Regions from separate parts of the Homo sapiens genome. Here region 2 is linked to region 1. Evidence: read pairs that join two places in POLR2A ChIA-PET (ENCODE). Cell type or tissue: OCI-LY7. All regions are shown on one strand. Each heading gives the region's core, and the rest is flanking DNA. Links, peaks and the distances in the headings are about the cores only. Region 1 has its middle 9.3 kb from the start of LINC02613. Region 2 has its middle 5.0 kb from the start of GEMIN6.

What was found. Peaks named below come from ENCODE experiments on the same cell type or tissue, not always from the same donor. Only the 100,000 strongest peaks of a DNase experiment are listed, where the experiment ranks them.
Region 2: POLR2A ChIA-PET joins it to region 1 with 5 read pairs; 3 of 35 experiments call an interaction of 5 or more read pairs at or near these places.

The regions. Positions count from the first base shown.
Region 1 is chr2:38,522,375-38,527,749 of GRCh38, reverse strand. No RefSeq gene overlaps it. Among named protein-coding and RNA genes, the nearest start is that of LINC02613, 9.3 kb to the right of the region's middle. In OCI-LY7, for the core only: CTCF peaks have their summits at 3,627 and 3,831 (motif pointing right); DNase peaks (open chromatin) are centred at 719, 2,520, 2,929, 3,599 and 1 weaker place; H3K4me3 peaks cover 2,164 bases; H3K27ac peaks cover 4,593 bases.
Region 2 is chr2:38,770,523-38,775,897 of GRCh38, reverse strand. No RefSeq gene overlaps it. Among named protein-coding and RNA genes, the nearest start is that of GEMIN6, 5.0 kb to the left of the region's middle. In OCI-LY7, for the core only: no CTCF peak of the experiment used is centred there; no DNase peak of the experiment used is centred there.

The DNA of each region.
Region 1 (5,375 bases), core at 213-5,212:
ATATCACCGTTCAATTTTCTTTGATTATTTCAAAATTCTCTTTTCACCCTTGCGTTTGGTCACAGGTCTCTTAAGTCTTTTCTAATCCATAAAAGAATGTTTCCCTTTCAATTTTTGTACATTTTATTTGTTGAAGAAACTGGGCCATTTGTCCGGTAGAATAACTAGGAAGACTGACAAATATGGTTTCAGATTTCTCTGTGGTTCTCTTTGCCCCTAGGCTGTATCCTCCTGGAGAGATGTTCAGTCAAAGTACTGCGTTTTAAAGTCACTTAAAATAATTCTTCTCCCTGTGATTACAAAATCAACTTGCTATACTATAACCATCATTTGGCTGAGTTTGTTTTTGATTGAAGGGGGTTGCCTTTTCTAAGTTTAATTTTGTTTTTCAATACTCTAACATATTTACATGCTGAAAGTAAAAATTATAAAAGAAATATAAGCAAAGAATTTAGCCTCCCTGTCTGCCCCTTCCCCACTCAGCTGTCACAGCTGTCATTCTCTTTCTCATCTTAGAGATAATATTTTCTAATTAACTTTTTTGTTTTTGAGATGGAGTCTCGGTCTGTTGCCCAGGCTGCAGTGCAATGGCACAATCTTGGCTCACTGCAACCTCTGCCTCCTGGGTTCAAGCAATTCTTCTGCCTCAGCCTTCCCAGTAGCTGGGACTGCAGGTGCCTGCCACCATGCCTGGCTAATTTTTGTATTTTTAGTACAGATGCGGTTTCATCATATTGGCCCTAGTGGTCTCAAACTCCTGACCTTGTGATCTGCCTGCCTTGGCCTCCCAAAGTGCTGGGATTACAGGCGTGAGCCACCATGAGTGGCTTTTTTTTTTTTTTTTTTTTTTTTGAGACAGAGTCTTGTTCTGTTGCCCAGGCTGGAGTGCAGTGGCGCCATCTCAGCTCACTGCAACCTCCTCCTCCTGGGTTCAAGTGATTCTCCTGCCTCAGCCTCCTGAGTAGCTGGGACTACAGGTGCCTGCCACCATGCCTGTCTAATTTTTGTATTTTTAGTAGAGATGGGGTTTCGCCTTGTTGGCCAGGCTGGTCTCAAACACCTGACCTTAGGTGATCTGCCTGCCTCAGCCTCCCAAAGTGCTGGGATTACAGGCATGAGCCACCGCGCCAGGCCCCTCCTCCCTTTCTAACAAAAAAAGCTAGCATACTGTATTTACTCTTCTGACCTTGTATTTCTTACTTACCACTATACTCTGGAGGCCATCTATCCTCCTTCCTTTTATTGCTGCACAGCAATTCACTGTGTGCATACTCCTTAATGAATTCAACCAGTGGCCTACTGATGGACATTTGGGTTGTTTTCAGTTTTTGCTATTATAAATAGCGCTGCAATGAATAACTGGAGCATATGCCACTTCACATTTCTGGTATTTATGTTTGCAATAGACTCCTAGAACTGCGGTTGCTGGATCAAAGGGAAAGAGCACATGTAATTTTGCCAGATATTACAAAATCCTTCTCCACAGAGATTGTATGATTTTGAATTCCCATCAGCAACAGGGGACAAGTTTCCCCAAAGCCTCACCAATAAACTATATTGTCCAACTTTTGGACTTTTGCCTATCTGAAAGATAAGAAATGGTACCATAGTATACAGTATTTTAAGTTTGCAATTCTGTTATTAGGAAAATAATAGTAAACATATTTTCATTAGTTTCATTTGCTTTACTTTTTCTGTGAAATGTCTGTTCATATTTTGCCCATTTTTCTATCAGGTTATTAGGATTTTTCTTCTGAGAAGTTCTTTAATTGTTAAGGATATTGACAATTCATTAACCTTAACTGTTAACTAACCTTAACTGTCTGTGATACAATTTGCAATTCTTTCTCCCAGGTTTCATTTGCCTTTTGATTTTACTTGGATATTTTACTTAGAATGTTTTTATAATGCTACAGAACCAAATTTGTTAATATTTTATTACTTTTATGAGTTAGGGATTTTATGAGTTATAATTAGAAAAGATTTTGTCTTTTCTACATTTAAAGTATTCCACTCTTTTTTTTTTGGATTATTTGTATGATTTCATTTTTACATTTAGATTTTGATCCATTTGGTGCTTAATCCAAAAGCTTTTACCCTGGTGCCTAATGTGAGGAATGGATCTAATTTGATGTTTTCCACGTGGCTATCAAATTGTATGATATGTGTGAATGATAATCTCAATGAGGCTGTTTACACACACACACACACACACACACATATGCACGCAGAAGGATATATCCTAGCATGCACAGGTTGACTCTGGATGGTGGCATTATGAATGCTTTCCGTTTTCTGTTTTATTTTTTTCCTCTCTATGAACAGATAGACCCTGTGAAGGCTGGGACATTTGTGTCTGAGAGGATATAATGTAGGCCCACTAAAAAATTTTTTTAAAGAAGTTTGTCCATAATTCATACTCAGGCAGCCCGGTAATCAGAATGTCTGCTGTGCTCACTGGACTGAGTGTGCTCTGTGCTGGGGGAAATATTTAAAAAAGCGAAATCATCTGTACAGAGATACAGCTAAAAAGTCAAGGCACCTAATGGTTAGGAGAATTGAGGTCTCAGAGAAGGCCAAATGAGCAGTATAGACAGGTGAAAAATTCACAGGAAAGAGAGATCTTCATGGGCTGGGTAGCCTGGGAGGCTTCAGGGAGGAAGTGTCTTCCAGTTAGTCCTTGAAGAATGAAAAGGATTTAGACGCTTGGGGAAAACAGAGATGGCTGAATGCAAAGACAGCGTTGTAGGGGAGGTGAATAGGAACACCTGAGGGTGTCTGGGACACTGGGTAGGCAAGGTGGTCAAAGAGGATATCCCCTGAGCAACTGACACTGTTCACCCAGACTGGGGAGCAAAGCTCTCTGCTCCTAGGAAGTGAGATTGCCCGCAGTTGCTGGGGGCAGGGAGCCTCTCAGAGGAGCCAATTACACACAGAGCCCCTCCCCAGGGAGCTCATTTCTGGTGGTGAACTGCTTGCAGATGGGGACACCTGTGGATGCTGAAGTCCACGAGACTATCAGGGTTTAGATTTGCTTTTGCTCCTAATCATTCCACTCTTGGCTGGCACCCATGATCTGAGGACCCCTGACTCTGTGGCAGGACACACCAGCCCTCCACAGATGGGAACATACAGCTGCCTCCCTCCTGGCAGGGCCCACGGGGTGCAAACCCCTAGGGTTGGATGGACTTCTGCTGAGAAGGTCTGGGCTGGATGTGACGGCTCACACCTGTTAATCCCAGCACTTTGGAGGCCGACTATGGTGGATCATGTGGGGTCAGGAATTTTAGACCAGCCATGGCCAATATAGTGAAACCCTGTCTCTACTAAAAATACAAAAATTAGCCGGGTGTGGTGGTGTGTGCCTGTAGTCCCAGCTACTCTGGAGGCTGAGGCAGGAGAATTGCTTGAACCTGGGAGGCGGAGGTTGCAGTGAGCTGAGATTGCACCACTGCACTCCAGCCTGGGCAATAGAGCGAGACTGTCTCAAAAAAAAAAAAAAAAGTCTCCTGGGTACAAATATTTGGCTTTCTCCTCCTCCAAGCAGTCTGAATAAGCAACAACATTTATCTTGGGCGAGGAAGGGTGTCCCGGGGAAGGGGCAGACAAGTCTAACAGCCAAAAACAGCCATCTGACACCTGGTGTAAACTACAGCTTCATTCCTTTGAGTAAGAAAGTTTAAAAAAAGGCCCCACATTTTCAGTTAGTCTTTTGGATTGTGTGTGTGTGTTTGGTGGGGTTGGGGGGCTTTAGCAGCTCTCCCTGTCCTGTGACTCCCCAGAACCACGTGCGGGCCCCACATCCATGCGTTTTCCTCCGGGCTGCCCCTAGATGGCGGAGGGCCCTCCTTCACTTTGCATTCTTCCACTTCAGGGCAGGGTCATGCTCCCGAATCATCCCCTAAAGGGAGTTCTTTAACTTCCTGAGACAATCCATTTTTGTTTTGAACAATCCCCACTTGCATCTAACCTAAAGCTCTCATGCTGCAGAAATAGAGAATACCTGAATATCACCTTTTCCTCCTGAATTACAGATCCTATTGCTGTTCCCCTTTAGAGGGCTACATGGTGGGATGGACGGAGCATGGGCTCTGAGTCAAATGGATCCCTGGCTCTGTCACTATCTGCTGGATGACCTCGGGCAAGTGACTTAGTTCTGAGCCTATTTCTGCACCTTCACATGGTTGTAGTGAGGATAAAACAACACAGGCAAAGAGCCTGGCTCATGGGCAGAAGGCTACAAAAATCAGTTTCTTTGATATGTTCAAAAGCCTTTCTTGGCGTAACCTTCAGCCTTCTGGGTTTGAGCACCCTAACGTTACCCATCCTGCTTCCCAACACTTTCATCAGTCCCCCCAATTTGAGGACATCACTGTCCAGGAAGGCCCTGAGCTCACTGTGAAGCCTCTTTTGAGCCTGCACAATGGAAATATTCCTTTCCAGGTGAGGTTTCTATACCAAGAGCTGGCTGCTATGCCCAAGGAGGCTGCCCCAGGGAGAGAGAATCCCCTAGATGCTGCCTGCAGAACAGGGTCAGACAGATGCGACTGTGTTTACGGTCTTGTCCTCAGTTACCTGACACCAGTCTCCATGGGAATTAGCACGAGGCATCTCGAATTTCAGGGTACATATTTCTCTCTGAGCTTGAGCTGTTGATCTTCCCCTCCATGGACCTGCACCACATCCTCCCAGAAATAAGTGACCCAGTCTCCTTGTGCAATGACCTACACAGAAAGCATGCCTTCCTGGGTACGGGAAGAGAACTGGGACAGTGCATAAGGGAGGAGAGGCTCTTGTGAATTAAACAGGGCACACGGGGCTGGTCAGGAGCCAAGTCATTAATGACTCTGCTGATTTCCCTTTGGAGCAGTCAGGACCTGTTTTGCTCTCACTTTTGCATCTTGTAACCCCTCTGATAATCGAGATGGCGGTACCTGAAAGCAGGTGCCCTGATACCGCCCGTAACCTTATGTCAGTATTTCCCTCCCTGTTTTGTCCTTGGACAGCCACCTAAGACCCCAAATCTTTTTTTTTTTTTTTTTGAAACAGAGTTTCACTTTGGTGGTGGTGCGATCTTGGTTGACTGCAACCTCTGCCTCCCAAGCTCAAGTGATTCTCCTGCCTCAGCCTCCCAAGTAGCTAGGGTTACAGGCATGAGCCACCACACCCAGCTAATTTTTGTGTTTTTAGTAGAGACAGGGTTTCAACATGTTGGCCAGGCTGGTTTCAAACTCCTGACATCAGGTGATCAGCCCACCTCGGCCTCCCAGAGTGCTGGGATTACAGGCGTGAGCCACCACGCCCAGCCCTAAGACCCAAATCTTCAAGCTGCTTCCCCGGTCTCATTTTCTTCTTGAGGCTGATTTTAGCCATGG
Region 2 (5,375 bases), core at 174-5,173, 250 kb before region 1:
GCGTCCTGACTAGCTGGGACTACAGGCGCCTGTCACCATGCCCAGCTAATTTTTGTATTTTTTTAGTACAGAAGGGGTTTCACCATGTTGGCCGGGATGGTCTCGATCTCTTGACCTTGTGATCTGCCTGCCTCGGCATCCCAAAATGCTGGGACTACAGGCGTGAGCCACCGTGCCCCGCCAACAAACTGTACATTTTCATTTTAAGCTATAATCTATACTCCATACTCCAGAACGAAAGACTTTGGCCTTTGTGCGTGTGTGTGTGTGTGTATTCTACAAGTAGAAACTAGTGTCAAGGTAAACTTCAGTTACTCCCCATCCTTTTTTTGTTTTGTTTTTGGTTTTGGTTTTGAGACAGGGTCTCATTCTTTCTTCCAGGGTGAAGTGCAGTGCAAGGATCATGATTCACTGCAGACTGGATTTCCTGGGTTCAAGCGATCCTCCTGTCCCAGCTTCCAGAGTAACAGGGACTACAGGCATGTGCCACCATGCCCTCCCTGCTAATGTTTTTCTGTTTGTTTGTTTGTTTGTTTTAATTTTTGGTAGAGACAAGTTCTTGCCATGTTGCCGAGGATGGTCTCTTAACTCCTGAGCTCAAGCGAGCTCAAGCGATCCTCCTGCCTCGGCCTCGCAAGCTGCTGGGATTACAGGCATGAGTCACCCTGCCTGGCCAGTTACCCTTTTTAAGGTGATGAGACTGGGGCAATTTCCCTACCTTTTTGCCCCTTTAGCCTCCTAAGTAAAATTCTCGGGAACTGCTGATGCAAATCACTGACTTCTAAGAGACTGTTGCCCAGCCCACTTCCTAATACAAGTTCTCAGAATGGCCCTCTCCTGTAGCTGGTTGTCACTGAGTTCAAATGGTGCCACCTCCTTTCCTAGGTCAGCCCTTACCCTTGGTCCCCCTAGAGCCTCTCCCACTCCAGTTGGTGTCCCTCTCCTCACATTGTCTTCTTTTCTACTTCTCCTCTATCTCCTTCCAAAGGTTTGCCTGCCTCACCCTCAAACCCACAAACACACACATACCTTTCTCTGCCAAATCCAAAATGACTTATTTTATTTTATTTATTTATTATTGTTATTATTTTACACAGTCTTACTCTGTCATGCAGGCTGGAGTGTAGTGGCGCCACTCGGCTCATTGCAGCCTTGATCTCCCAGGATCAAGCAATCCTCGTGCCTTGGCCTCCCAAGTAGTTGGGACTACAGGAATGCTCCACCATGCCTGGGTAATTTTTTGTAGAGACAGGGTCTCACTGTGTTGCTACACTGGTCTTGAACTCCTGGGCTCAAACAATCTGCCAGCCTTGGCCTCTCAAACTACTAGGATTACAGGGGTGAGACACAGTACCCAGCCACTTCTTTAACAAACTTCTGTTTGTTAGAACTTGTGCCAGGCACTATTCTAATTACTTTCAAACATTCACTCATTTGGTGAATGAGTAAATAGGCTATAGACAATGGAGAAATTTTGATATATGGAGTGGCATGATTCAATTAGTATATTAGAAAGGATTAGAATCAGTAAATAAGCTACAGAGAATGGGGAAATTTTGATTTATGGGATGATGATATGATTAAATTAGCATATTAGAAAGGATGCTGAGAAATTGGATATGGGGAAAATAGTGAAGTATAGAGCAGCTACACCATGAGACATTATGTAAAATATACTTTCCTGCTTAGACCAATAGTATTACGAAAAAGACTCCAGAACAACCATCTCTCTAATAGAAAATCCAGGCCGGGCATGGTGGCTCACGCCTGTAATCCCAAGACTTTGGGAGGCCAAGGTGGGAGGATTACAAGGTCAGGAGTTCAAGACCAGCCTGATCAATATGATGAAACCCCATCTCTACTAAAAATACAAAAATTAGCCAGGCATGGTGACTTGAGCCTGTAATCCCAGCTACTCAGGAGGCTGATGCAGGAGAATCACTTGAACCCGGGTGGTGGAGGTTGCAGTGAGCTGAGATCGCACTACTGTACTCCAGTCTGGGCGACAGAGAAAGATTCCATCTCAAAAAAAAAAAAAAAGAAAGAAAAAGAAAGAAAGAGAGAAAGAAAGAAAGAAAGAAAGAAAGAAAGAAAGAAAGAAAGAAAGAAAGAAAGAGAAAGAAAGAAAGAGAAAGAAAGAAGAAAATCCAATTTTAGGCTGGGAGAGGTGGCTTATGACTACAATCCCAGCACTTTGGGAGGCCGAGGCCAGTGGATCGCTTGAGGTCAGGAGTTGGAGACCAGCCTGGCCAACATGGTGGAACCCCATCTCTACTAAAAATACAAAAAATTAGCCGGATGTGGTGGTGCGCACCTGTAGTCCCAGCTGCTCAGGAGGCCAAGGAACCAAGAATCGCTTGAACCTGGGAGGCAGAGGTTGCAGTAAGCTGAGACTGCACCACTGCACTCCAGCCTGGGCGACAGGGCAAGACATTGAAAAAAAAGAAAGAACGAAGGGAGGGAGGGAGGGAGGGAGGGAGGGAGGCAGGAAGGAAGGAAGGAAGGAAGGAAGGAAGGAAGGAAGGAAGGAAGGAAGGAAAGATCCAATTTTAGAGAGGGTGTCTCCAAATTGATTGTTGTAATCTGCCCTGCCCAGAGGGAAGGTTTTACAGCCTCAGAGAGGGAGGATTGGTTTCCCTAGCAGTAAATTGGAGGTAAGATTGTTTTCCAAGCATGAAAATGCTTTGGTTGGGTGTGGTGGCTCACTCCTGTAATCCCAGCACTTTGAGAGACTGAGGCGGGAGGATTGCTTGAGATCAGGAGTTCAAGACCAGCCTGGCCAACATGGCGAAACCCCATTTCTACTAAAAATACAAAAATGAGCCAGGTGTGATGGTGCGCATCTGTGGTCCCAGCTACTTGGGTGGCTGAGGCAGGAGAATCACTTGAACCCAGGAGGGGTAGGGTGCAAGGAGCCAAGATCACGCCACTGCACTCCAGCCTGGGTGACAGAGCGAGACTCCATCTCAAAAAAAAAGAAAAAAAAATCATCTGTTCAATGGAAATGTTAAGAAAAAAAGAGAAAGAAGGAAAAAGTGCTTCAATAGCACTATATCTGTGTTTATGTACAGGAAAGTGACAGTGAGGTACCTTCTCCAAGCTCTAATAAACTGGCGCTAAAAATTAAACTGAATGGACGTGAGCACTTCACTGGGTGCAGTGGCTCACACCCGTGATCCCAACACTTTGTCAAGACCCTGTCTAAAAGAAAAAACACAGCATACACCAAATTTTGTTAGAAAAGAGATTAAGGGCCGGGCGCGGTGGCCCAGACTGTAATCCCAGCACTTTGAGAGGCCGAGGCAGGTGGATCATCTAAGGTCAAGAGTTGGGGCATGGTGGTGGGCACCTGTAATCCCAGGTACTCGGGAGACTGAGGCAGGAGAATTGCTTGAACCCGGGAGGCGGAGGTTGCAGTGAGCCAAGATCGGGCCACTGCACTCCAGCCTGGCAACAGAGCGAGACTCCATCTCAAAAAAAAAAAAAAAAGAAAAAGAAAACAGCTCTCTTTCTAATGAGAGAGAGAGGATTTCCAAGAGGAAAAGGCCCTCAAGAGCCCTTTGGAATTTGAAACTTTGAGCTTTGAGAAGTTTCCTACATTGCAGGAAGTGGAAACTTAAATTCATCTTTGCAGAAGGTCTTTGCTTTGTTGTGAGAAAAGACCTTTTAGTTATAGAACTAAAGCAAGTCCTCATCTAACTCTAATGTTGAAACCGCCCCTATAAACTTTATAAGATTAATCGGGGAAGAAATGAGGGGAAGAAACAAAACTAAACCAAGTTTGCAGCACATTCAGCATTAATCCTGAGGTCAGCTTGCTCCCTGACCTGTTTCCTCATAGTTGTTTGGTGCCTATTATCCTAGGATCATGTAGACCCCGTTAGAAGATTTTAGTTCCCCTTAACTGCTCTAGAGATAACTTGAACATTACTAAAGGGTTTCCCTTTGAGACATGCCTTTAGATCCCACATACTGGTAAAACTCCTATGCCAGCTGATCTGCAGGACCTCGCTGATGCCAGCTGGTCTGAGGGACCTCACAAAAAGCTGATTCACCAAAGAATGCAGTTTCCACATCCTGATGATTTCATCCCCTTTGCCCCGACCAGTTGATAACCCCAAATTTCTGGCCCCTTGCCCTACATGATAGCCTTTAAAACCCAAACCCAAGGCTGGGCATGGTGGCTCACGCCTGTAATCCCAGCACTCTGGGAGGCTGAGACAGGTGGATCACTTGAGGTCAGGAGTTCGAGATCAGCCTGGCCAGCATGGCAAAACCCCGTCTCTACTAAAAATACAAAAAATTAGCCAGGCGTAGTGTGGGACGCCTGTAATTCCAGCTACTCGGGAGGCAGAGGCAGGAGAATCTCTTGAACCTGGGAGGCAGAGGTTGCAGTGAGCCGAGATCGTGCCATTGCACTCCAGCCTGGGCAACAAAAGCAAAACTCAGTTTCAAAAAAAAAAAAAAAAAAAACAAGGCCGGGCGTGGTGGCTCACGCCTGTAATCCCAGCACTTTGGGAGGCCGAGGCGGGCGGATCACGAGGTCAGGAGATCGAGATCATCCTAGCTAACGCGGTGAAACCCCGTCTTTACTAAAAATACAAAAAATTAGCCGGGCATGGTGGCGGGCGCCTGTAGTCCCAGCTACTCGGGAGGCTGAGGCAGGAGAATGGAGTGAACCCGGGAGGCGGAGCTTGCAGTGAGCCGAGATCGCACCACTGCACTCCAGCCTGGGCGACAGAGCGAGACTCCGTCTCAAAAAAAAAAAAAAAAAAAAAACCCAAGCTCAGAACTCCTTGGATAGATGGGTTTGAAAATCTCCTCCCGTCTCCTCATCTCCTCAGTTGGCACCCTGCCATCATTAAACTCTCTGCCACATCCCTGATGTCTCAGTGTAATGGATCTGTTACTGTGCAGTGGGCATACAAACCTATTGGTCCTGTAACAGTGTATTGGGAGAAAACAGTGATATTGCAATTAATCTGAAAGCATGTGCTCTAGAGTTAGACTGAACAGCCAAATGAGCTGGTGCATTCATAGTTGTATATAGTTCAGTCATGTTATAATTTGGTTTTAAAGTACCTGTCTAAATGCTGTAGCTCAGTGTTACCTAGATACCAAATGGATATTTATTAAAATGAAATTACATTCCCCCACCACCACCACCAAAAAAAGTATTGTACATTATAGTGGTTTAAAATTAGAAAACTTTCTTTTTTGAGAGACTGGGTCTCACACTGTCACCCAGGCTGGAGTGCAATGGTATAATCATAGCTCACTTGCAGCCTCAAGCTCCTGGGCTCAACTGTTCTTCCCACCTCAGCCACTCAAGTAGCTGGGACCACAGGCGTGCACCACTACGTCCAGTAGAAAAC